2 separate regions of the Homo sapiens genome follow, and region 1 is linked to region 2. Evidence: chromatin loops called from intact Hi-C (ENCODE). Cell type or tissue: CD14-positive monocyte. All regions are shown on one strand. Links, peaks and the distances in the headings refer to the core of each region. The heading gives the core; the rest is flanking DNA.

What was found. Hi-C counts contacts between places; a loop is a spot of excess contacts. Peaks named below come from ENCODE experiments on the same cell type or tissue, not always from the same donor. Only the 100,000 strongest peaks of a DNase experiment are listed, where the experiment ranks them.
Region 1: it touches region 2 in a loop (2.2-fold over the local background); 12 of 110 quality-filtered maps call a loop at or near these places.

Annotation. Positions count from the first base shown.
Region 1 is chr12:124,578,593-124,588,889 of GRCh38, reverse strand. No RefSeq gene overlaps it. Among named protein-coding and RNA genes, the nearest start is that of NCOR2, 16 kb to the right of the region's middle. RefSeq lists a silencer at 4,797-4,966 and an enhancer at 4,693-4,987. In CD14-positive monocyte, for the core only: no CTCF peak of the experiment used is centred there; DNase peaks (open chromatin) are centred at 6,669 and 7,209; H3K4me3 peaks cover 833 bases; H3K27ac peaks cover 972 bases.
Region 2 is chr12:124,663,812-124,674,108 of GRCh38, reverse strand. No RefSeq gene overlaps it. Among named protein-coding and RNA genes, the nearest start is that of NCOR2, 100 kb to the right of the region's middle. RefSeq lists enhancers at 1-369, 7,272-7,441. In CD14-positive monocyte, for the core only: no CTCF peak of the experiment used is centred there; DNase peaks (open chromatin) are centred at 4,668 and 5,318; H3K4me3 peaks cover 584 bases; H3K27ac peaks cover 2,169 bases.

The DNA.
Region 1 (10,297 bases), core at 1,731-9,730, 86 kb after region 2:
CATTACACAGATGGCTTGTGGCTGTTTAGAAGAAAATATGCTTATCACGAGAAGCTAACACAGGTTCACTAAACTACCCCATGCCGACTAATGTCAATTTCCTGTTTTCATGGGGAGACCACCCTGGTAGACCAGATGGCCACTTAGGACCCTGCCCTCCTGAAAGAGAAGTAGGATTGTGGTTTCAGTATCTTTAGAGTGGGAACTGTGATCAATTCTTCAATTATTTGCCTTGTGTTGCTAGCATCTGCATTATCCAGCAATATTACTCCTATCCCACATGTCTTAGGTAATTTCCCCTAATAATTGTTTGCCTATTTGTAGGCTGCTCAGACTTATCTTAATAACTTGTATTAACCAAGCATCTTTTGGTGGCAGGGGAAATGAATCCAATTCAAATAGTCTTAAGTAGAAATGTCTGGCAGTTTATGGTTTCAGGCATGGCTGGATCCAGGCGCTTAAATGACATCATTGGGAACCTGTATCCTGTTGTACGTTGGATCTGCTTTTCCTGGTGTTGGCTTCATTCTAGGGCTGGATTTCCTCAAATGGAGGAAAGATGGTCCCAACAGCTCTTAGATGACCTCTTATCACTTTGGTAACAGCAGAAAGGGGTCACCTCATGACTGATAGCTCAGTTGTCCGGGCCAACTCTGATCAGCCCAGCTGGATCTTATGGCCACCCTTGAGCCAGTCACTATGTTTCTGCTGGGTTGGGTCATATCCTCCATACAAGTCATGTCAGATATGATTTCATTTAGTGTGTGGGAGAGGAAATGTTCCCCATGGAAAACTGAGATGCTATTATCCGGAAAAGAAGGAATGGACACTGGCCAGGCCAAAACAAGCCTAATTTAATTTGATGAGATAGGCACACATTGTGCATGGGGGAGAGTCCCAAATGGCACCCCAAAGCCACAATGAATCTGCACCAAAATGTGCTGCACCCCCGATTAACACAGAAATGAGAGTTAACTCATGGATAGTACTAGGATCCATGATGACGAGATGGTGATTTTGGGAGATGTGTTTGTACATGAGGTCACACCTGGGCCACACAGGTGGGTCCTGGTGAGGCCTTTCTGTCTAGAAGTGAGGGCTGTGTTCTTGAGACTTTGGTATTACCGAGGGGAGAAAGAGGAAGAGCTGGAGGTCAGAGAACGTAGCTGCAGGCTAGGCAGATGCGACCAAGGTCAGAGAGATGGTGTCCAGGAAGCATGCAGCAGTGTGAGCTGCAGTCTCAGACAGGAGGTGTCCCCCTCTTCTCAGCTGGACATGAGGAGTCTCCTAGGTGTGCCTTTGGCAGAGGTGGAACCCGTGGCTCAGCACCCTCCCAATGAAGGCAGGGGAAGACATCTAGGTCTGGAATGTAAAGCAAGTGTCATCAATTACTAGCTGCTTCTGGGTGTGGCGGCTCACACCTGTAATCCCAGCACCTGGGGAGGCTGAGGAGGGAGGATTGCTTGAGTCCAAGAGTTCAAAACCAGCCTGGGCAACATAGCAAAACCCTGTCTCTACTAAAAACATAAAAATTAGCCAGCGGTGGTGGCACATGCCCGTAGTCTCAGTTACTTGGGAGGCTGAGGCAGGAGAATTGCTTGAGCCCAGGAGGCAGAGGTTGCAGTGAGCTGAGATGGTGCCACTGTACTCCAGCCTGGACAACAGAGTGAGACCCTGTCTCAGAAAAAAACAAAACAAAACCGTAATAGCTTCAACCTTTGGCATCTATTGCCTTCGACACTCTGTTGCAAAGAATTAAAGGCTTTATCTGGAATCAGTGGACAAGAGTGATGGGATGGATTACCAATGCCTGCTCCTGGGGTGGAGAGTGGCAGGATAGACACGCCTCATATTTGCTGAGACGGGGTGGGGTCTTCTCCAGGCTGTTGCGAAGAGCGGGGGTGTCAAGAGGCCACCCCAGCAACTGAGGACAGATTTCTTTCCATCCAGCGCTCTATGAAATCATCTCTAAGCAAACAGTGCTCTCTCTGCTGCACCTGCTCTCCATGCCTCTCCTGCAAAATCAACAACAGGTGTTTGCTGCTCATGCGATTCCAACCACCAAAAATAGGCATGACAAGAATGACGGGATAGGCAGCGTCCCGATTCCAGTCATTCCTGAAGCCCCTTCGCATGTCCACACACCTGTGCACTGCCGGGTCTGTTGCTTGGCTAGCATTTTTCTTAAAATCACTTCACTTTAAAACAGTTTTTATTAAAGTATGGTATGCATACAGAAAAGTATGGCTGAAGTGTATGGCTTAAAGGATTTTCATGAAACGATCACACCTGTGTGACCAGGACTCAATTCAAGAAACACAACATTCCCAGATGTCCCCTTAAGATCCCCTAACCCAGACCCCTTTTTAGTCACTAACCCTGAAGGGTCAGTACTAGCCTGACTTCATTTGTTTTTTTTTTGAGACTGGATCTTGCTCTGTCACCCAGGGTGGAGTGCAGTGGTGGGATCCCCGCTTACTGCAACCTCCGCCGCCTCCCAGGTTCAAGCAATTCTCCCTGCCTCAGCCTTCTGAGTAGCTGGGACTACAGGTGCCCACTACCACACCTGGCTAATTTTTATGTTTTTAGTAGAGACGAGGTTTCGCCATGTTGGCCAGGCTGGTCTCAAACTCCTGACCTCAGGTGATCTGCTGGCTTCGGCCTCAAAAAGTGCTGGGATTACAGGTGTGAGCCACCGTGCCCAGCTAACCTGCCCAGCAAGACTTCTAACTGCAGATCAGTTTTGCCTGCTTTGGGATTTAGATCCATGGGTTCTTACAGTTTAGACTCTTGTGGCTGCTTCATCCATGTTGTTATAGCAGAGGTTGTTTGTTCTTTTTCATTGCTGAATGGGATTCCACGGTGTAAAGAACCACAATTTATTTATCCATCTATTTTATTTATTTTTATTTATTTATTTATTTATTTTTGAGATGGAGTCTCGCTCCGTCACCCAGGCTGGAGTGCAGTGGTGCTATCTCAACCTCCGCCTCCAGGGTTCAAGTGATTCTCCTGCCTCAGCCTCCCCACTGTGTAGCTGAGATTACACGTGCGCGCCACCACGCCCGGCTAATTTTTGTATTTTTAGTAGAGACAGGGTTTCTCCATGTTGGCCAGGCTGGTCTCCAACTCCTGAGCTCAAGTGATACGCCCACCTCAGCCTCCCAAAGCGCTGGGATTACAGGCGTGAGCCACCGAATCCAGCCTCTCCATCTATGTTGATGGGCATCTGGGGAGTCTGTATTCTGGAGTGTTCTGAGTAACCCTGTGCCCACCCCGTTGCCCATGGTTTTTGTTGTTGTTGTTGTTGTTTGTTTGTTTTTAGACAAAGTCTTGCTCTGTCATCCAGGCTGGATTGCAAGTGGCACGATCATGGCTCACTGCGGCCTCAACCTCCTGGCTCAACTGATCCTCTCACCTCAGCCTCCTGAGTAGCTAGGACTACAGGTGCCCAGCTAATTTTTTGTATTTTTTGTAGGGACGGGGTTCTGCCATGTTGTTTAGACTGTTTTCGAGCTCTTGGACTCAAGCAATGTGCCCACCTCGGCCTTCCAAAGTGCTAGCATTATGGGATTGAAATTGGCGGGTCATCAAGTGGGCATATGTTCAGATATAGTAGATACAGTTTTCCGAAGTGGTTCGACCATTTCACACTCCCAAGTGAGTGAGTGAGGATTTATCTTTGTTTGCCCTAAACTTATTTTTAAAAGGAAATTATATAGCTATCATTAAAGATAAATTAGGCTGAGCACAGTGGCTCATGCCTATAATCTTAACACTTGGGGAGGCCGAGGCAGGAGGATCACTTGAGCCCAGGAGTTCAAGAATAGCCTGGGCAACACTATCTCTACAAAAAAATTTTTTTTAATCAGCCGGGCCTGCAGGCATGCGTCTGTAGTCACAGCTACTCAGGAGGCTGAGGCAGGAGGATGACGGGACCAGCAGATTGAGGTTGCAGGGAGCTATGGTGGCGCCACAGCACTCCAGCCTGGGTGACAGAATGAAACCCTGGAAAGAAAGAAAGAAAGAAAGAAAGAAAGAGAGAGAGAGAGAGAGAGGGAGGGAGGGAGGGAGGGAGGGAGGGAGAGAGAGAGAGAGAAAGAAAGAAAGAAAGGAAAGGAAGGAAGGAAGAAAGAGAGAGAGAAAAAGGAAAATCAGTATCACTTGCCACAAATAAAAGATTATAATATTAAGATTGGTGCAAAAGTAATTGCGGTTTTTGCCATTAAAAGTAATTGCGGCCGGGCACGGTGGCTCACGCCTGTAATCCCAGCATTTTGGGAGGTTGAGGCAGGCAGATTACCTGAAGTCAGGGGTTCAAGACCAGCCTGGCCAACATAGTGAAACCCCGTCTCTACAAAAATACAAAACTTAGCCAGGCGTGGTGGCAGGCACCTGTAATTCCAGTTACTCGGGAGGCTAAGGTGGGAGGCTGAGGCGGGAGAATCACTTGAACCCAGGAGTTGGAGGTTGCAGTGAGCCAAGATCTCGCCATTGCACTCCAGCTTGGGTAACAGAGTGAGATTCGGTCTCAAAAAAAAAAAAAAAAAAAAAAGGAATTGCAAAAGCTGCCATTACTTTTGCACCAACAGAATAACTATGATAAAAACTAATGACTATTAAAAGGATTCATCCAAAACCTATGAAAAAGTTCGTCACTGACAATCACCTCAGGTTGCACTTCTGGAAAGACTGGGGGAGGGGATAATCAGGAGAGACCCTGATTTTGTTGGGTTTCGGCCTCTCTCACCCTGCTGGGAGCCTCCCTGAGCTACCACGGACTCCAGGGAGGACCCTGATTGGTCTGAGAGTGAGCCATTCTCCCTGTGCTGGGATTGGTTCAGGCGTGGGCATGTGACTCGATTCAGGCCAATAAGATGTGGGGAAAATCTTCTGGGCGGGACATCTGAATAAATTTTTCTCGTGGGGACACCCATGGTCCGGGAGGGTCTCTGTTATTTCATGGATGCACTATCTGAAGGTGACTCCGGAAAATGCTCCTCCCTCTTGCTCCCCGGCCTACAGGTGGGGTCAGCACTGAAGATGGCAGATCAAAGAGGAGGAAAGAACCTGGGTCCTTGATGGTGTCACTGAGCTGCTGGGTCCGCCAGCCTGGAGCCCCCTGCCCCTGATATTCCTGATGGGGAGCCGCTAGGTCTCATTGCTAAAGCCATGTGGGCTGGGTTTTCCTGTCACCTACAGCCCAAAGCACCTTCACTGATGCTCCTGGTGTCTCGGGTTTTACGGACAAATGTGGGTTCTAATCCCAACTGGATTACTTTTGAGCTTCGTGATCCCAGAAAAAGTCCCTTTGCCTTTCTTTTTCTTTTTTTTTTTTTTTTTTTTTGAGACGAAGTCTCGCTCTGTCGCCCAGCCTGGAGTGCAGTGGCGCGATCTCTGCTCACTGCAAGCTCCGCCTCCCGGGTTCACGCCATTCTCCTGCCTCAGCCTCCCGAGTAGCTGGGACTACAGGCGCCCGCCACCACGCCTGGCTAATTTTTTGTATTTTTAGTAGAAACGGGGTTTCACCGTGTTAGCCAGGATGGTCTCGATCTCCTGACCTCGTGATCCGCCCCCTTCGGCCTCCCAAAGTGCTGGGATTACAGGCATGAGCCACCGCGCCCGGCAAGTCCCTTTGTCTTTCTGACCCTGAGTTCCCTCATTTCCGAAACAGAATCAACAACATCCACCATACAGAAGAAATAGGGAAATTGGACCGCATCAAAATTAAAAACTCATGTGTATCCAAGAAAGTGAGAAGATGGCTTACAGAGGCCTCATGGCGCGGCCTGGAGCCTGGCGAGGACTCTCCTGCCCTGTCCCTGCGTCCCCTGATGCGCCAATGGCCTGGCCTTCTCTAGCCCCTCTCAGGGCCCACCACTGGCCCATGTCCTCCCTGGAGTGACCGAAGCCCCCTCCCCAGACCCCCACCCCCACCCTGGCTCCAGGTTCTGGGCCTGATTGTCAGGAAGGATGGAGCTGCCCTCCCCTGAGACAGGGAAGGCCGTGAGGGGGCAGAGGTGGTTTGGGTCATGGTGAGTTCACATCACCTGTTGACCAGACAAGGCAAGTGGGCCTGTCCGTGGTTGGATCTGGAGTCTGGAGTTCCCGAGAGGAGCCCGGGCTGCAACTGGGGTTCTAAAGTCATCCATCCCCTTGACTTAAGCTCCAGGATGGATGCAGACATGGACGGACGCCTGTGCACAGACAGGAGTCTGGAAGAGCACCTGAGCCCTGGGGGTGCCACCTTTCGAGGGTGGGAAGATGCCCAAGAAGCAGGCAGAGAGGCTGAGAGGGAGCCCAGGGAGATGGGAGGGAAATCTGAGTTCATGCCTCCAGCTCCAGCTGTGCATTCATCCAAGCTGGGCGCAGCAGGATCCCCAGGCCCCCACAGCAGCTCCCCAGGGCAGGATCCACATCAGGCCTCGGTCACCCCTCCCCATTTAGCCTTCGGGGCAGTCTCTCTCCCCTGTCCCTGAGGGAGACTCACTTGGCTTCCTGTCTGTCCTCTGGCACCTTCTACACGCCTCTTCCACTTCCTGCAAAATCCTGAAAGGACGGAAGGAGGTCATGGGCCCTGGCAGGGTGAGGAAGGGAGCTGTACCCAGGGCCTGGGGCCCAGACTTAGGGACAAGGGATGGCAGCCACAGCAGCAGCAGCACCAGCCTGGAACTTCCCTCTTTACCCTGTGGGCAGGGCCAGGCCAGAGGGCTTGGGATGGGGAGGGCAGAGCGCGATGTTCCCTCCTGCTATGTCGGCTGCCCAGTCTCCTGCCACCTTTGGAAACGCCAGAAGCTTACTGGGGCCAGGAATGCTGGACAGGGGCCGCTGTGATCAGCGAAAGACCCAGCGTGGCCAGATCCTGATTTCTGCAAAAGAAGCCTCCTTCCTTCCTCCCTCCCTCCCTCCTACCTCCTTCTACTTTCCCTTCCTTTCCCTTCTCCTTCCTTCCTTCCCTTCCCTTCTCCTTCCTTCCTTCCTTCTTCCCTCCCTCCTTCCTCCCTCCCTCTTTCCCTCCCTCCTACCTCCTTCTCCTGCCTGCCTGCCTTCCTTCCTTCCTTCCTTCCTTTTAAATTGTGGTAAATATACATAATATAAAATCAGCCATTTTACCATTTTAAAGTATTCTGTTCGCTGACGTTAGGTACCTTCACGATGCCACGCAAACACCACCGCTATCTAGTTCCAGAACACTGTCACTTCCCCAAAATCCCCTCATGCCCATGAACAGTCACTCCCTCATCCCCAGCCGCTGGTAGCCGTGAATCTCCTTTCTGTCTCTATGGGTTCACCTATTCTGCACATTTCATGTACATGGAATCATGCGGGGTGTGGCCTTTGTGTTTGGCTGGACTCCAATTTGTGTATCCATTCATTCTTCCATGGACATTTCCCGTCCGCCATGGTGAATAATGCTGCCATGATCCTTGAGGTATGAGTAATTGTTTGAGGCCCTGCTATCAGTTCTCTTGGATATATACCCCGGAGGAGTGGAGTTCCTGGATATGATGATTCTATGTTTCAATTTTCAAAGAGCAGCCACACTTATTCCCACAGTGGCTGTACCATTTTACAATCCCACCAGAAATGCACAAAGGTTCCAGTTTCTCCACATCTTCACCAACACTTGTTATTTTCCCTTTTTAAAAAGAATTAAGCTGGGTGCGGTGGCTCACGCCTGTAACCCCAGCACTTTGGGAAGCTAAGGGTGGGCAGATCACAAGGTCAAGAGATTGAGACCATCCTGGCCAACATGGTGAAACCCCGTCTCTACTGAAAATACAAAAATTAGCTGGGCATGGTGGCGCATGCCTGTAGTCCCAGCTACTCGGGAGGCTGAGGCAGAAGACTCTCTTGAACCTGGGAGGCAGAGGTTGCAGTGAGCCGAGATCACACCATTGCACTCCAACCTGGCGACAGATCGAGACTCCTTCTCAAATAAATAAATAAATAAAAAGAATTAAAGCCTTCCTAGTGGGCATGAGGTGCTATCTCATCGGGGTTTTGATTCGCATTTCTCTAATAACTAATGCAGCTGGACATCTTTTTGTGTGCTTCTTGGCCATCAGTATGTGGGAGAGGCCATATATGTTCACCTACTATAGCCTGATGTTTAAATCCTCATGTGGGGCGCATGAACCCATCCATGAGCTGAACCTTGGGGCCCACCAGACCTGGGTTCAGATCCTATTTGCTTCCTCCACTCCTGCTCTGGGTAACTCAGGCCACGCTGCTCTATTTTCCTGAGTCTCTGTTTCCTCACTGTTGATGGCGGCTGACAGGACAGGGCTGAGAGAGCTTCCTTGTGTCAAGCACTTAGCCCAGCACCAACTCATAGTGAGCACTTCCAAACTATTGTTGTTCTTGGCACATCCTTCCTGGGCCACCTATGGGAACTCCCCATTGACACTGAGCAGAGGGCTCACTTGAGTCTTCCCCCAACCAGCCTTTAGGACGGAGTTCTTGGAATGAGGTCATTGTGAGCAGATTTTCCTTTTGGTGTGGAGGGAAACTACCGAAAGTCTTCTACAGTCCAGGCAATGGAAGGAGAATTCATACTGTGGGCCCTGCCCTCGGAGAAAGATCCTAGGAAAGATAATGACAGCTGAGCTTTGTTGACAGCTCGGCTTTGCACACACTGGGCTTTGCACACATTGACTCATTTTATTCTCACCACAACCCCATGAACCAGGTCCTGCTACTATACCCATTTTACAGATAAGGAAACTGAAGCCCAGAGAGCTACTCATAGGGAATATGGCAGAGCTAGGATTTGAACCCAGGCCATTTACTGCCCAAGTGATTATTCCCTTCTTTCTTGCTGTGGGAACCCTGATTTCAGTGAGAGACCTGTGCCTCTCCAGGGGACTCAGGAAATCGGGACACATCTTTAGCTCTAGGGGACTATCCAGATTGGTCCCAGGCCAGTGATTCTGTTTCCTTTGCCAGAGACTAATCAAGCTGTGGGCATGGGACCCAATCCTGGCCAATGAGATATGAGTAAAGGGCTGCAGTGGGCTTTGGGGAAAGGGCTCTTGTTCTTCCTGCACTGAATGTTGTGCCTGGATATATTAGCTGGAGCAGTGGCAGCTATTTTGTGGTCATGAGGAAATTTGGGATGAGAACCAATCTGAGGGGAGGAAACCAGAAAGATGGAAAGAACCGGGAGATCCCTGACAATGGCACTCAATCTAACCAAACCCAGAACCACCCTTCCTCCTAATTTCTTGCTATGTGAAATGATAAATGACCTCATTGCTTACGTTGATTTGAGCTGAGGTTTCTGTGACTTGCCTCATAATGGATGTGATTGAGTGACTATGAGCGTTGTGCAGACAGGGAAGTTCTCCTGGCTTGGTGACCACTGTATCCCTGGTGCCTGGAACATTACCTGGTACATAATAGGTGCTCAATTAAGATGAACTGATGAGGCAGTGGCTGGAGCCCCCAAATGCAGGTTCAGACAATACGCATGGGAAAAGCGGGAATCCTGAAATGACGGCAACTGCAGGCTTTGAAGTTGGACAGACTGGGTTCGAAGCCAACGCTCCCCTCTTGAGTCAGGTGATCTCAAGCTTTCCCTCTGGCTTCTCACCTTTGTTTTTCTTATGCATGAGACGGATCTGCTGGGTGGAATAATAGCTCCAGAGATGTCCCCATCCTAATTTCTAGAATCTGTGAATCTGCTACCTTACATGGCAAAGGGGCTTTGCAGAGGTGATTAAGTAAAGGATTTTGAGATGGGAGATGATCCTGGATTATCCGGGTGGGCCCAGTGTAATCACAAGCTTCCTTGTGAGAGGGAGTCAGGAGGTCAGAGTTGGGGAGGAGATGCAGCGATGGAAGAAGAGATTGGAGTGAGGCGAGGCCACCAGCCTCTGGCAGCTGGAAAAGGTGAGGAAATAGATTCTCCCTCAGATCCTCCAAGAGGAACACAGCCCTGCTGGCACCTTGATTCCATCTCTCCAGGAGCCACTTCAGACTGCTGACTTCCAGAACTGTAAGGTAATGAATCTGTACTGTTTTCAGCCACCACGTTTGGCTTAATTCATTACAGCAGCGACAGGAGAGTAATACCATGGGGCTGATAATCGTGTCTCCTTCCAAAGGTTCTTGCAGATTCCAGAAGTCTGAGCATGAACTGGGCAGGTTGGAATAGCCCAGGCAGCCTTTGCAGTGATTAGCCAGTCTCAGCACCAGTTCTGCCTTTGCCAGGAAGTCTTCCCGGGTTTCTCCTGGCCCACGCCCACACCTCCCCTTGTGGCTGACATCTATATGGCCTGGCACTGTGCTAAGG
Region 2 (10,297 bases), core at 656-8,655:
TGTCCCCCTTCCCAGCAGGCGAGGCCAGGCAGCTGCTCCGTTCCTCTTCCTTGAGGTCATTCAGGACCAGAGGGCATTGCTGTCTGCCCCTAGGCCTCATCAACACACTGAGTGCGTAGAGGAGAGGGTGGGGAGGGAGGGCATAGGGGACAGACAGTGGGAGCAGAAGGATCTGGGCATGTCTTGTGTGTGCACATGCATATCTGGGCATGCATACAGGAAAACAGAATTAGGAGATTTCCTGGTTCACATATTGGAGTTACATGGTTTTCTCTTTGTGACTGAGTACATAGTACAAGTGAATATTTGGACACACACGTTTTATGTGCCTATGCATGCTGTTCCAGTGGTGTTTCCGCAGATTTTATGTTTAGGTATAGCCCCTACACAAGGTGTGTGCATGCGTGGTCTTCGCACACATCTGTGTGTGCACACCTGTGGGTGGGTGTGTGCTGGGCCAGTAGATAATATTTGTGTGTGCAGGTGAACAAGCTTATGCTAGGAGGCCAGCATCTGGTCTAGATGTGTGTGTGTGTGCACATATATGCATACATATGTGTCACCTGGTCACACATACAAAATAATATGAGTATGGGGCCAGGCATAGTGTCTCACACCTGTAATTCCAGTGCTTTGGGAGGCCAAGGCAGGAGAATTGCTTGAGGCCAGGAGTTTGAGACCAACTTGGGCAACAGAGCGAGACCCAGACTCTACAAACATTAAATTAGCCAGGCATGGTGGTGTGTACCTGTAGTCCTCTCTACTCAGGAGGCTGAGGTGGGAGGATTGCTTGAGCCCAGGAGGTCGAGGCTGTGGTGAGCTGTGATTGTGCCACTGCACTCCAGCCTGGGCAACAAAGTGAGACCTTGTCTCAAAAAAAGAGTATGTTTCGTGTGTATGTCATGTGTATATATGTGTGTACTTATGTGCATGTGTGCATATGTGTGTGTATATGGATGTGTGGGCAAGTGTAGGATGTGTGAATATGTCATGTGTCATATGCCATGCATAGATGTATATGTGTGTGGGGTGAATGTATATATGCATGTGTACATGAATGTGTGAAGGAATATGCATGCACAAGTGTATGCCCATGTGTGTATACACATGGGTGTGTGGGGTGTGGCTGTAATGGGTGTGAGACAGAGTCTGTGTTAATGCAGAGGTGTCTGTGTGTGCATCTACATATGGGTGTGTGTAGTTGGATATGCATGTGTGTTGCGTCTGTGTGGCTATGTGTATATGTGCATGTATATTCATGTCTTAAAGATGTGTACCTCATGTGCATGTGCAGGTACATGTGTGTATCAGGATGAATGTGTGTGTGCAGTTACGTGCGTGTATTAGGATGAGTGTATGTGTGTAGATATATGTGTGTATTAGGATGAATGTGTGTGTGCAGGTACATGTGTGTATTAGGATGAATGTGTGTGTGTGCAGGTACACGTGTGTATCAGGATGAGTGTGGGCAGTTACGTGCATGTATTAGGATGAATGTGTGTGTGTGCAGGTACATGTGTGAATTAGTATGAGTGTGTGTGTGGAGGTACATGTGTGTATTAGGATGAATGGGTGTGTGTTTGCAGGTACATGTGTGTATTAGGATGTGTGTGTGTGCAGGTACGTGTGTGTATTAGGATGAATGTGTGTGTGTTTGCAGGTACATGTGTGTATTAGGATGTGCGTGTGTGCAGGTACATGTGTGTATTAGGATGAATGTGTGTGTGTTTCCAGGTACGTGTGTATTAGGATGTGTGTTTGCAGGTACATGTGTGAATTAGTATGAGTGTGTGTGTGGAGGTACATGTGTGTATTAGGATGAATGGCTGTGTGTTTGCAGGTACATGTGTGTATTAGGATGTGTGTGCAGGTACATGTGTGTAATAGGATGAGTGTGTGTGTGCGTGTGCGCAGGTATATGCATGTATTAGGATGAATGTGCAGGTACATGTGTGCATTAGGATTACTGTGTGTGTGCAGTTACATGTGTATATTAGGATGAGTGTGTGTGTGCAGGTACATGTGTGCATTAGGATGAGTGTGTGTGTGCAGGTACTTGTGTGTATTAGGATGAGTGTGTGTGTGTATGCAGGTACATGTGTGTATTAGGATGTGTGTGTGCAGGTACATGTATTAGGATGAGTGTGTGTGTGTGCGGGTACATGTGTGTATTAGGATGTGTGTGTGCAGGTACATGTATTAGGATGAGTGTGTGTGTGTGCAGGTACGTGTGTGTATTAGGATGTGTGTGTGTGCAGGTACATGTGTGTATTAGGATGAATGTGTGTGTGCAGGTACTTGTGTGTATTAGGATGAGTGTGTGTGTGTGCAGGTACATGTGTGTATTAGGATGTGTGTGTGCAGGTACATGTATTAGGATGAGTGTGTGTGTGTGTGCGGGTACATGTGTGTATTAGGATGTGTGTGTGCAGGTACATGTATTAGGATGAGTGTGTGTGTGTGTATGCAGGTACGTGTGTATTAGGATGAGTGTTTGTGCAGGTACATGTGTGTATTAGGATGAATGTGTGTGTGTGTCCAGGTACATGTGTGTATTAGGATGAGTGTTTGTGCAGGTACATGTGTGTATTAGGATGAATGTGTGTGTGTGTCCAGGTACGTGTGTGATTAGGGATGTGCATGTGTTTTGTGTGTGTGTCGTGTGTGATTAGGGATGTGCCTGTGTTTCATGTGTGTGTTGTGTGCGTGGTGAATGTGCGTACATAGCCCAGTAAGAGCACAGACGTTGGAGCCAGATGACCTGGGTTCACATCCCAGATCTGCCACTCACTGGCATGTGTGACTTGGGGCAAGCCACTTAACATCTCTCGACTGCGATGGGGGCGGCACAGCTTCTGCGGAGGCCTGAAGACCCTGAGCTCTTCCTGTGGGTCAGAGGTGGGTTGGGGGAGTCAAGGAAGGTTGCCTTAAGAAAGGGCCATTTGAACTGGGTCTTGAAGGACGCGTAGGGTCAGAGATGGAGATGGCTTGGGAGAACTATCCGGGCAGATAGCAGAGCATTGGAGTCACTGATTCTAACCCCAGTCCGGGCCCCCAAGTTCTTTTCCCCAGGTGGCTCAGAAAGTCTCCCTCCTGGTCTCCCACACCATTTTTCTGAAATACGCTTTTAGTTTTGGGGTGGACTGCTCGCCTCCCTCAAGGCCTCGCCCATGGGCCTGCCCCATGGCTTCTGCGTCCCAGTTTTCTCTGCCCCCCGAGGCTGTTTGCAGGTGGTTCACAGCGTCTGGCTTCCTCCCTCCCGGCTCTTTGTACAGATGGGGAAGCTGACGCCCGGAGAGGTGCAGAGGCTTGCTTAAAATCACACAGCAGAACAGGGAACAGAACCAGTGCCCAAGGCCCAGGCTAAAGGCAGCATGACAACTGTCTCCATTTTGCAAAGTTTAGCTCAGACTCAGAATTTAAATCCAACATGTTGTTCAGCAAACATGTTGTAGAAGCAATGTTCGAATTTCATTAATTGAACACATTAATTGAGCACCTACTGTGTGCCTGACGCAGGGCACAATGGCGATTAAGACAGAAGCAGTTTCCCTAGGAAATGACAGTCCAGTCCGGATCTGTCTGTTGGATACAGTAGCCCCTAGCCCCATGCAGTGGGAGATGGAACCATGGCCCACAGGATGTCCAGGTCCTAAGCCCTGGGACCTGTGAATATGTGTCCTGATACAGCAAAGGGGGCTTTACAGATGTGATTTAATTAAGAATCTTGAGATGGGAGATGTTCCTGGATGATCCAGGTGGGCCCAAGGTCATCACAAGGATCTTTATAAGAGGGAGGCAGGAGGGTCAGAGTCAGAGGAGCTGTGACTGTGGAAGCAGATGTCAGAGTGATGTGAGGCCACAAGCCAAGGAATGCAGGAGATTTCTAGAAGCTGGAAAAGGCAAGGAAACAGAGGCTCTCCTAGAGCCTCCAGGAATAAATGCAGCCTCGCCAACACCTTGCTTTTAGGTGTGACCCATTGCAGACCTGTGACCTCCAGAACTATAAGAGAATAAAATGTGTTAAGCCACTACCTTTTTAATTATTTGTTACACAGCTACAGGAAACTAATCCATGTGTCTGTTTACATTTAGATTAAATAAAATTACAAATTCAGTTCCTTAGTGGTACCAGCCACATTTTAAGTGCTTGATAGCCATATTTCCATCATCACAGAAAGTTCCATCAGCCAACATGGGTCTAGACAGACTATAAACAAACAAACCAATAAATAAGAGAATTTCAGATGACGATGAGAAAAAAAAAAAAGCTTTAGAAACCATATCCTTAGCCCAGCTTAAATAAAGAAAACATTTGGCAATTCCATAAAAGTTCCTGAAACCTTAATCCACGGAGATATAACAGCTGCCTCCCAGGGGCAGGTGTTCTAGGTCTATGATATGGTTAGGCTTTGCGTCCCAACCCAAAATCTCATCTTGAATCCCCATAATCCCCACGTGTCAGGAGAGAGACCAGGTGGAGGTAATTGAATCACGGGGGCAGTTTCCCCATGCTGTTCTCGTGAGAGTGAGTGAGTTCTCACGAGATCTGATGGTTTTATAAGTGTTTGGTAGTTCCCGCTGTATTCATTCTCCTTCTGCCGCCTCGTGAGGAAGGTTTCATGCTTCTCCTTTGCCTTCTGCCATGACTGTAAGTTTCCTGAGTCCTTTCATGCTTCCCCTTTGCCTTCTGCCATGACTGTAAGTTTCCTGAGTCCTCCCCAGCCATGCAGAACTGTGAGTCAATTGAACCTCTTTCCTTTATAAGTTACTCAGTCTCAGGCATATCTTTATAGCAGTGTGAGAACAAACTCATACCATCTATGTGCTTGCAAAATCCACTATGAGAATCAGAGAGAGGTTAAGACACTTGGCCAAAGTGACACAGCAACAGAAGCCAATGGGAAGGTAAGGCTGTTTCTGCAGATCTCTGAGCAGATGGGGAAAGGTGAAAATTCAGCTTTTCTAAGAAAAAACAACAGACTTCCTACAGTTCAGCTAACTCCAGACCCCTTCCCAGGGGGCACTTGTTCCTGTGGGAGACATGTGCCCCCAAACACAGGCCAAGAAGACTGTTAGTTTTCCGCCACTGCTGGAACAAAGCATCCTAAACTTTGTGGCTAAAAACAATAGGAATCGTGTTCCCTCAACGTTTGGGTGGCAGCAGGGCCATACTCTCTCTGAAGGCTGTTGGGGAGGATACTTCCCGGCCCCTTCCAGCTTCTGGTGGTTGCCAGCATCGTTGGCAGTCCTTAGCTGTGGCTACCACACTCTAATCTCTGCCTCTGTGGTCACGTGGCTTTTCCCTGCATGTCTCTGTCCAAACTTCCTCCTTCTTATAAGGATCCACTCCAATCCAGTATGACTTCATCTTCAGTTGATCACGTCTGCAAGGACCCTATTTCCAGAGGTCACATTCGTAGGTACCGGGGAGTGACATAAACTGTGGGCAGGGGGCATTTTTCACTCTAGGACAGAGACTCTGGGCAGTTATCCAGAGCCTGATGGGTGTAAACCTGTGCTTCTCAGATGGCAGCATGCTGCATGGTTAGGAGCACAGACTCAAGCTAGAGAACTGGGTTCAAATCCCAGCTTCACCACTCACTGGCTGTGTGACCTCAGATGCACTACTTCTCTGTGCCCCATGTGATACTGATAACAGTATCTACTATAAGGATTAAATGAGGTAGTGCGTATAATGCTCTTGGAGGTACCCAAGCCCTGTGCAAGCATTTGCTATCATCATAATTTGGGGTTTCCCTCAAGTGGTTGGGAAGACCTGGAATGGATGTAGGCACAGCATTAAATAATATGAAACAGCAAGAAAACCACTCCTTTTTTTTTTTTTTTTTTCTATTCTTCCGCCAACTCCAGGGAGAAACTCTCCACGGGTGCTGAGATGTCTTTGACACCTCGCTGAGTAAGGTTGGCAGAGCTTCCTTCACAACAGCCGGAAACGGTTTCCATTGAAAACCTTCCTCAGGCAGCAGGACAGAAAGCAGACTTGGGTGACACCTTTTGTTTCTCTGTGTTCACTTTCACCATCACCTACTCTTCCGGTAAGTGATATCGGCTTTCCGATTAGGGGGTGATCTGAGCTTTCCTCTTTACGTCCATTTATTTGCCTACAGAGAAAGTGAGTATTTGTTTTTAAAGTGAGCAAATAGCAGTTCAGCAAGGAAAAGGCAGAGGCTGTTCCCATGGGTGGTTCAAGGAGGTGGGGCAGGAGCCGCGCAGTGACACCTGAATGCCTGGGGCAGGCAGCCACCTGGGCTTTTGAGGTCTGGAGTGGAATGTTTCATCGACTGCTTCAAAGGATCCCATTATCTGAACTACCTTCTGATCTGTGTAGATGCCACCCGGATACAATCCACATTCGGCGACCTGCTGGTGTAGCTGGGCTGCACAAGGATCGGGCGGTCCCACAGGACTGAACTAGAGGGATGGGGCTGAGCGGGGCTGAGAGACAGGGCCTGGTGCCATTCAGCCTCCCCCAGTCTCGGCAAAAGGAGATGCAGGGGCCTCACTACGCAAGCATTTAGCAAGCTCACCTTCAAAGGTTTATTTTGCCCCCTTCCTCTGAAGGTGACACGTTCCATCCACAAGTCAGTGAGAAATGGGCTGGCCTGAGCTGTTGGAGAGCGTCGAAGGAGGTTTGCCCCGACAGCTGTGGGGCTACCCCTTTGTCCTGAGAAATTCACAGCCGGGGCCTGATGGTGTGAATGAGTCCACTTCTGGACAGGGCTGTGGGCACAGGGCTGTGTGTGGCTCAGGGAGCTCAGGCACAGCCTCTTCTTTTTCTCTTTTGTACACACTGGGATTACCCGGCTTGTGAACCAGTGAGATCTGGAGACAGATCCTGTGATGAAATCAGGCCACCATAACCTCCCATCATAGCCTCTGCATACAATCCTTCCATGTTCCCCTTTCCAGGTATCTGTTGCTGTGTAAGGAGTTACCCCAAAACTTAGCAGCATGAAACAATAGCAATGATTTTATTGTTATGTCATGGTTCCGATGTTGACTGGGCTCAGCTAGGCGGTTCTGGCGTGGGGCCTCTCATGTGGTTGCAGTCACATGGGGACTGGGGCTGAGGTTATCTCAACCCACATGTCTGGCAGTCACTATTTGATAGTTGATATGTGACTGCCAGGTGGAACCTCAGCTGGGGGCCAGAGCCTCCACGTGTGACTTGGGCTTCCTTACAACATGGTGCTCCAGAAAAAAAATTTCCCAAGAGGGCCAGGAGGAAGCCATAACACCTCCTATAACAGTCTCAGAAGTTCCCCAGTTTCCCTTCCATTGTAGTCTCAGCCCTGGGCAAGGGGAGGGACATAACTCCCAGCTCCCAATAGCAGGAGTGCCCACCTCACATTGTAAAAAGAGCTTGTGGGATGGAAGAATTTGTAGCCATCTTGGAAAACACAGCCACTTCCATCCTTCCTGCTTCTCTGCTCTAATTCCAGCCCAGCTTCTGAAGCTGTGGGCCATTATTAGGCTCCTATAGTATGCCAGCTGTTTTCATGAACATCATCACACAACTAGCTACAGCTCCCCTTGGGTGAGTCTGTCATTTTCCCGTCTTACGAACAAGGGGTCTGGGCATCAGAATGCTTAAGGTACCTGTACAAAGTCCCACAGTTGTTCAGTAACTTTATTGGACATCAGTTGCCCCTTCTGGTCACAGCCCCTCTAGTTTACTTGGAGACAGCCCTTCACTCACCTCAGACCATGTGGTTTGTGTTGAACTGGTTCTCCCCATTGGTCCAGAGATGGGCATGTGACTAAGGCTCCGCCAATCCAAATTTTCCAAACCTCTGGCCTCAGTGATTGGTTCAGGGGTCATTGAATGATCCAATTCTGTCCAGTAAGAGGTATCCCAGGACTGTTGCAGGAACAGTTGGGAAGTGAGAATCTGGACTGATTGAGCATGTTTAGCTGTGCCTGCTGGGATACCATTTCCGTGGTGAAGGCAGGGCATGACTGAGGAGGAAGCCAATATGGACACAAACAACTGTGCATTCTGAGGCCATTGCTTGGGCCCCTGGATTCAGCCATACCTGAGGCCAGCACTACCTCGGAATTTACCATTACAAGAACTAATAACTTTTCCTTTTAGTTGAAGGCAGTTTGAGTTGGGGCTTCTATGATAGCCAAAGTCTCATCCGAGCACTTTGCAGGGCCGAGGCGAGAGGCTCGCCTGAGCCCAGGAGTTTGAGAGCAGCCTGGGCAACATGACAAAACCCCATCTCTACAAAATTAAAGAAAAAAAATTAAGTGAGTGTGGCAGCCTGTGCCTGCAGTTTCAGCAACCTGGGAGGCTGAAGTGGGAGAGTCACTTGAGCCTAGGGAGCTTGAGGCTGCAGTGAGCTGTGATTGCACCACTACATTCCAGGCTGGGTGACACAGCAAGACCCTGTCTCAAAAAAAATGCAGAAAAGGAATTTGAGCCCAGACCTATCTGAGTCCACAAATTCTAAATTCTTTCCCCAGAACCATGCCACTTCCCTGAGTGCCATCTACCTTCAAGGCCCAGATCAATTATCCCTTTTCCAAGACAACCTCCCTGATATCAGCTCACAGCGTCTCCCCTCAGACTCCAATTGCTGGAGTCTGTGGCCTTTGGTGTAGGTGCTTTCCAGGGAAGGCCTCCCTGATCAACATGGTGCCTTCTTCTACCAGGCATGGGTGCCTAAAATGTCACCATCAGAGCCTCATTCCTCTGGGTTAAGCATTGCTCTTTTTGAGTGACTATTTTAAAATCTTGATCCCCTGAGATTGGGAGTCGAATCACCATGGTCCAAGAAAAATGATAAGGGCATTCTTGGAGAGACAGGCAGTAAAACGAGGGAAGAGATGTGTTTCATTCTCACTAGCAAGGAGGAAGTAGCATTTAAAGCTGCACCTTCAAAGGAAAAGAGACTTTTAGAGTTGAGGTTATAGAAAAGGTATCCCAGGTAGAAGGAGAAGATCGAGAGGAGAGAACTTGTGGGACACAGTCAGGAAATAGCCAATTTGCTGCTGTTGCTGGTATACCATATAGGACTGAAGCCAGCTCAGAAGGTCCTGGGATTGTGAAATACCACACTGAGGCGTTTGATATTTATTTTCTGGGTAATAGGGGGCCATCGAAGGTGCTTGAGTCACGGCAGTGGGGTCGGGGGAGTCTCAATCAGAGCAGCAGTTTAGGAAGATGAATCTGTGCAGTGTGGAAGGGCAGTGTGTGAAGAGGCCATAGGCTGGGCCAGGGGAGCCAAGTGAGAAGTGAGGTCATCCAAACCAGAATTGCAACAGTGAGATAAGAAGTGATTAGGCACATTTTGGGGGAAAACTGGCTTGATATAGAGACAGGCCAGGAGGGGTGGAGCCTTAGAACAGCATCGGTGCTGGGTCCCCGTGCTGGGCCCAAGCTCAGCCTCTCCCTCTTTTAAGAGAAGGACCTGTCACCAGCCCACATAATAGCTGTGGCTCCATGCTGGTATGTGGATCAGGATGGGCTTTTTCATTGCTGTGTAGTTTTCCACTGTAAGGATGTACCACAATTCATTTATCCATTTACCTCTGATGGACATACAGGTAGTTTCCAATAACCTCCTTTTTAAATTTTGAGATGTCACCTTGCATGAAGCAATGCAACCTGGGACATTAATGGGATGGGCTAACTATATTTTTCTAGTATACATTAAATACATGCATAATTATTAAAAATAAAAGAGATACTCGTCTGGGACCACCTCCTGTCACTTGCTCCTGCACGAGGCTTGCTTTGGCAAAGGCTGCGAGAATTCGTCGCTGCCGCAGTTGCTGGATTGTTAGATGACGATGTCATTCAGGCCCGGTGGTGGCCCAGAGGCTAAGCTCCCCTTCCCACACCCTCCTTATCCCTGGACAAGAGGCCTTCTGGAAGGCTACTCCTGCTCTGGCCCCTGCCTGCCCTCAGCTGGAAGGAGACATTGTCTCAATTCATCCTGCCTTCAAAGGGCTCCTGTCTGAACCAGGCTCCCGGGCAAACCCCAGCCCAATCCTCGCCTGGAAAAACACACTCGGCCCTTGTTTAGACTGAGGCCGGCCTGCAGGAGGTCAGCCCAGCTGCGAGGGCAGAAGCCTCAGCTCAGCCACAAAACGTGGCGTGGGGGCCCCTCCACTTGCGGCCCCGGGCCCACCCCCGGAGATGGAGGCTGCTCAGGAAGGAGAAAGCCTCACACAGGGACCCTGTGTGCATCCCGGTGGTTGGCCAGGAAGGGCCGGTCTGTCATTCTGGGCTGGAGCTCTCACTCTTGTCAGTCCCTCAGAAACT